2 separate regions of the Homo sapiens genome follow, and region 2 is linked to region 1. A link is a loop called in an ENCODE intact Hi-C map of the cell type or tissue named here. Cell type or tissue: sigmoid colon. All regions are shown on one strand. Each heading gives the region's core, and the rest is flanking DNA. Links, peaks and the distances in the headings are about the cores only. Region 1 overlaps FAM178B (family with sequence similarity 178 member B). Region 2 holds the start of LOC105373496 (a long non-coding RNA gene).

Region 1 (2,899 bases), core at 163-2,662:
GGGGCACAAGGACAAGGCAGCTCACGGATGTCCCACTTAACTCCACATGGGCCCATCAGGCCTGGCTCCGAGGCACAGAGCTGATGCTAAGAAACCTGTCTGTAGCGACACAGGAGTAGGTGGCAGGGCCAGAACTCACACCAAGTCTGTCTGTCTGACCTCAGGGCTGGGTCCTGCACTCCTCTCCCCTCCAGCCCCCTCGCAGCATGATGGAGACGGGGAAAGAGGCAGGGGAAGGCTCGTCTGTGCCTCCCAGGATGGGGGTCTCTGAACCTGGAAGAAACCGACACGCCCCCGGGAAGGCACTCCACGCCAGTGTCAGGGTGACGCAGGGCCCCTCTGTGGGTGCCGTCTCAGATGGGTCCTTTGTGCCTCCCAATGCTCGATTGTGTGTTCCGTCACACACTGTGCAAGGAGCAGGGGCTGCACCGCCAGCGTGGGGAATAATGGCCCCACTGTTCCCCATTACTCACCCACTGCTCCTTCTGGGCCTTGGGTGGGGGATTGGGGGCTGACAAGGTTAGCAGCTACATACCAGGGCCCCAGAAGCTGCATGTCTTCCTCCTCCGGGGTAAGGAGGAGCAAGGTGAAGGACCCAGAGCACGAAGGGAGAGCTGGAGGGCTCTCTCTGGACTGCAGCCAGCCTGCCGAGGCCAAGCAGTTCCTGGAATAATCCGCCCCACATGATGGCTCTGATTTACAGCTGGGGTCCAGGCTCCAACTGGCAGGAATGGGACCAGCTGGAACTTGTGACCCACCTGTCCCCAGACAGGGACGATTCTGGGTGGGGACCAAGGCCAGGACGGCATCCTTATGCCTGGCATTCAGATCACAGCGGTTGGCTCCTGTCCCTGCTGGCTTCTCACTGCCTCTCTCTGTGCAAAGGTGTCAAGCCCTGGGCAAAATGTATGTTCCCCTATGGCAAAACGCTCTAGCAGCAACCAGGAGGGAAAAAACAGCACAGCCAGAGCAGCCGTTCCAGGTTTTCCCAGCCAAGCTACAACTGCACACAGGAAGCACACGCTCAAACGCCCAAGCACCCTCGGCTCCAAATTCACGAGGGATCCAAACCAGGCACTGCAGGATTGCCGTGGGCCCTGAACGGCCCTCCCGCTGCGTATGGGATGAGGGACCTGTGATCGCTGGTGAAGAAATTAGCTTTGTTGCATAGGAAGCACTTGTTGAGGGGCTTGGACCGATTCACTGAGAGGTTAGACCGTAAGTCCACTGGGTACACCAGGTCCCTCAGGAAAGCCACGTGAGGGCACAGGCAGCACCCAGAGACACACACCTTCGGGGGAAGCAGAGGCTCCCAGCGCTCGCCGCTCTGGGAGACCACAGGCGAACCCCCTGCACCTCCCTGGCCTTGGCATTCTTAGCACCATTGTGGGGATCGATGCCCAATCAGCTCTCCTCCCTCCTCCCAGCCTGAGCCCAGCCAAGCAGCACCTAAGGCAAGAAGAGGTGAAGTGCCCACCCCTCAGCCTGTGGGCCTGCCGGGCCACCAGACTGCAGCGCTCCCGCCACCTAGTGGCAGGCCTGCGGTCCTCACCTGGAACAGCCACTGGAGCAGGGATACCGGGCAGTCAGGCATGTGCAGGTAGAGGATGTTCAGGAGGCCACTGCGCAGGAAGGAGAGCTGTTGGGCTGGCGGGGAGCTGGGAGGCAGAGGGCTGAGGTTAGGGGAGGCCTCTGTGCCAGCACACTTGTCTCGGTGACACCGCGGGAGGCTGTCACTACCCAGCTTCACTGGCTGTTGGGAAGCATATCTGTAACGCTAGAGACAAATGTGCTTTTCAAGCCCTCAGTGCATGATCTGTCAGAAGGAAAAGAACCCAGGCTAGCATCAGAATCACCTGCTCTTCTTGAATGTTGCGTGAACACACCTCATGGTGTTTAAAACACATGGCGGGTGGCTGGAGGCAGTGGCTCACGCCTGTAATCCCAGCACTTTGGGAGGCAAAGGCGGGTAGATCACGAGGTCAGGAGTTCAAGACCAGCCTGGCCAACATGGTGAAACGCTGTCTCTACTAAAAATACAAAAATTAGCCAGGCATGGTGGCATGTACCTGTAATCCCAGCTACTCGGGAAGCTGAGGCAGGAGAATTGCTTGAACCCGGGAGGTGGAAGTTGCAGTGAGCCAAGATCATGCCACTGCACTCCAGCCTGGGCAACAGGGCAACACTCCGTCTCAAACAAACAAAAAAACATGGTGGGGCAGTGCAGTCTGCCCTTTCCATTTGACCACAGGGGAAAGTGGAATATTTGCCAAGGGTGTGGAAAGGTGAGGAGTGAGGCCAGGAGTGGGTGTCTTAGCCTCGGGTTCCTCCAGCTGCAAGGGGCGGGCACGATTACCCCCACGAGGCCAGCGTCTCGCGATCTGGTTACACAGGGCGTTTCTGCTCTGCCTTATGTTTTTCAGATACAAAGGGGACACCTGAGAAGACCGGAAAATAACAGAAAGGGGCCCGGGATGAAGACATTCTGGGAAGGAAATACCAAACAAGAGTTCCATAGAGGATTCTTCAGAAACCATGTGAGCTGCAAGTGTCCCAGATTCCAGGGATGGGGGCGTGCTCAGACCAGCCACGCGGCTGTGGCTGTGACCGTGTGCCCATTCACACCACCCCCTCGGGCCTCTTCCTCCTAACAGGAGCTCTCAAAATCGGCGCTGGTGTGGAGATGAGCCCTGCCTTGGGGACCACTGACCCGGTAGATCACCTTGACCTACAAGATTCCAGATCTTTGCAAAATGAGTTGTTGAAATGTTTCATATGGTTGTAGGGCCTCTGGTAGAAGGTGCTTCAGAAGTCATTTTATAGGGGGTTGGCTGGACTTTGTCACCGTTCCTGAGCTCCTGGTCATCCCCAGAGAGCCTGGGTTTGGGGTAGGATTCTC
Region 2 (2,899 bases), core at 154-2,653, 420 kb before region 1:
CTAACGCCATTTCACACGGGAAAACTAAGGGTTGGAGACAGTGAATAACCCATCCCAGGTCATACTACCTGCAAGGGAGGGTACCCGGATTGCAAACCAGTCCACCTGACTCCAGAGCCGGGGAGGTTTCTGTTCTCTGGACTGGCTGAGAAGCTCCCAGGGAGGCATGGACCTCTCCTAGCCTGTCGCTGCAGGAGTCAGCATGTGGTGAGAGCCTGCCTCAAGTGTTTGGGGCCCGCCACCATAAACCTGAGTGATTCCACACGGCCTAGGAATGGCTGGGAGGCCATTAGGAAGTCTCCGGGCCTCTTTAGGGCTACAGAGGGTGAGATGACGTCTGTGTCCTGCTCACAGCTGAGACCCAATTCACATTGTGGGTCCTGGCTCAGAGGGTAGGCATTATAATGAGCCTGAGGGCATCTTTTTTTTTTTTAAGTTGGGGTCTCGCTCTGTCGCCCAGGCTACAGTGCCCTGGTGCGATCATAGCTCACTGTAGCCTTGAACTCCTGGCTCAAGAGATCCCCCTCCCACCTCAGCTCCGGAGTCACTGGGACCACAGACTTGCACCACTGCCTCCCACAAGGGTCAGCTTCATGATCAGCAGCTCTCCCCAGGTCACCATAATCCTGCCCCCAGGATGCGGAAAGTGGCGCTGGCAGTCACCACCGCCTCCATAAGTCTGGCAGATTCCCAGCCCTGCGTTCTCCAAATACAGGGCAACTAAAGGGAAAAGGGGGAAATAGGAATTAAGGCATCACCCCTCACCACTTTCCAGTTAGTCTAGGGGGAAATCGGCACCTCTCCAGAGGTTTGGGGACCCCTCTTTCCATTCCCTGTGTCCCCAGGCCGATCCCCAGCCCTTTACTCCAACGGTAGACCTGAAGCTGTCGAGATATCAACTCAACATCTTAGGAGGGAGGGGAGACACTGAAGAAAAAAAAAACAAAACAGCTGCCCCCAGGAGGGACAACGATTCTCCCAAGAGCAGGCAGTCCCGAACTTCTCCCAGCACCCTGAACAATGAGGTAAACGGAGGTGTGGCGGGCCGCTCCCCCTACCCCTGCTAGCTGGATGCCAGCCCCCACCGCAAGCCCAGGGCTCAGCTGGCAGGGCCCCGCATGCAGCCCCCGCCGGGGGCAGGGCTGAGTGGCAGAGCGCAACAGCCGTGCCCCCTTCCTGGCCGTGCTCCTGCCTGGGCCTCTGGAGCCTGCCTCTCCCCCTCTGATGTAAGCTGATATTTTAATTCTCTTACAAGGAATGGTGTTTAGAGAAATGACTTAACCAGATTACTCATCGTCTCTAATGACTTGGCCCGACTCCAGCGCTATTCCTAGACGTGACGCTTGAGGCTTCGATTCTTTCTCTCTTTCCTTTTGCTCCTTTTTTTTTTTTTTTAAATACCAAGAAATTACAGCCCTGCCTACGCGGAGGCCCAGCCCCTACACGCCCCCTTTGCATGGTATCCTGGGAGATGGAGTTCTGTCCTGGCCCCAGTCATGCCCCCATCCCCAGCCCAACTCCTCGCCCCTCTCCCGCCTCATCTTGGTGGGAGATGGGCAGGGTGTGGCTGGGCAGAGGTCATTTAATCTCTACATGCCTTGGTTTACTCTTCTGTCAAATGGAAGGGTCACCTGACATACAACAGAGAGTGGAAGTGTCAGTTGAGACCTTATTTTAAGTAAAAGTGTCACAGAGACCCAATGGTTTTAAGAGATTTCTTGTCCAGTGCATTTTGTGCTAAGCACCAGTCAAGACTCACACAGAGCTTTAGTTACCCTGACCCTGGGACTTACCAGGGCCTGGCCCTCACCCAGCCCAAACTTACTCCTTCCTGTCTGTGGACGAGTCTGTGGGCTTGTCCAGCACTTACTCTCTGGTTCTCAATTGTAATAAGGGGATAGATATAGATACAGCGCCCACTTCAGAGGGCTAGAGTGACATTGAAAGAAATACTCCATGCAAGATGGTGCAGTGTGTGTTAGGGTCCGCCCTGGTCCAAGGCATTTTCACCCCTTTCAGCACAAGGCCTTGGCTGAGTAGCTGGAGCGGGGACTGATTCTTAGTAGCCTGTGAGGTTGGCAAGGGCCACATCTTCTGCTCCACAAGGATACGGACTTCTTTCTGGTTGTGGCTACATCCCAGGTCTAGCTCAGTGCTGGCACATAGTAGGACCACACAACACATGTTGGATGAGTGGATGACTGAATAAGTGGAGCATTATCCTGCTTTCCACGGGAGGGGCCTGAGGCCCTGACAGGTTAAGTGTCCAAGGCCACACAGCTGGGCTGTGTCTGAGTGGGAATGAAACCCCCAATTTTCTCTCCTTGCCCTCCGTTCCCCTCCCCCAGGGGAATTCAGCTTCCACCCTTCAGGCTCAGGAAGTTCAGAACCATGGGTTTCTACCCTGCTGGGACACACTGGGGAGATGTGGGGTGGAGAGGGGAAACCAGCCCAGCCCTGGCCCAACACAGGAAATCTTTCCAGATTGGCTGGAGGTTGGAGGGAACCTAGAGCCAGGTGCAGATGCAGCTTCCAGTGTGGACAAAGCTTGGGAAGCTGGTTTACACGCGCCCTGGGGTACAGTGGCCAAAGCTCTTTCAGGCAGGAAGTTGGCCCTTGGTGATCTGGGACTCACAACCACCTCCCCACTCCTTCACCCCCAGCAGTTCCCCAAAGGCCAAAAGCTATTCTTGTCTTTTTCTAAAAGAGGCATTTGAACCATGAGCCAATTTTTTCCATTCCTGAGCTTGGGTATCATCTATTTCGGGCATTTGTTGTTTTCCATGAGTTGCAAATGCTGCTGTGAAGCTGGCCTTTCCTGGACAGCTAGCACGGGGAACGAGGAGTTAGGCAAGCAGGGCGGGGCCGCGTTAAAAATACTTCCCCACTTCATTTCTCC

What was found. Hi-C counts contacts between places; a loop is a spot of excess contacts. Peaks named below come from ENCODE experiments on the same cell type or tissue, not always from the same donor. Only the 100,000 strongest peaks of a DNase experiment are listed, where the experiment ranks them.
Region 2: it touches region 1 in a loop (4-fold over the local background); 11 of 110 quality-filtered maps call a loop at or near these places.

Annotation. Positions count from the first base shown.
Region 1 is chr2:96,949,827-96,952,725 of GRCh38, forward strand. FAM178B (family with sequence similarity 178 member B) reads right to left here. Exons shown (of 17, transcript NM_001122646.3): 7 at 1,553-1,658. Among named protein-coding and RNA genes, the nearest start is that of FAM178B, 35 kb to the right of the region's middle. RefSeq lists enhancers at 196-837, 838-1,477. In sigmoid colon, for the core only: a CTCF peak has its summit at 1,531 (motif pointing left); DNase peaks (open chromatin) are centred at 390, 687, 975, 1,525 and 1 weaker place.
Region 2 is chr2:96,530,945-96,533,843 of GRCh38, forward strand. LOC105373496 (a long non-coding RNA gene) reads right to left here and starts at 1,362. Exons shown (of 3, transcript NR_135564.1): 1 at 1,283-1,362. RefSeq lists enhancers at 66-857, 858-1,647, 1,356-1,405 and a silencer at 1,076-1,155. In sigmoid colon, for the core only: no CTCF peak of the experiment used is centred there; DNase peaks (open chromatin) are centred at 667, 1,317 and 1,997; H3K4me3 peaks cover 765 bases; H3K27ac peaks cover 2,329 bases.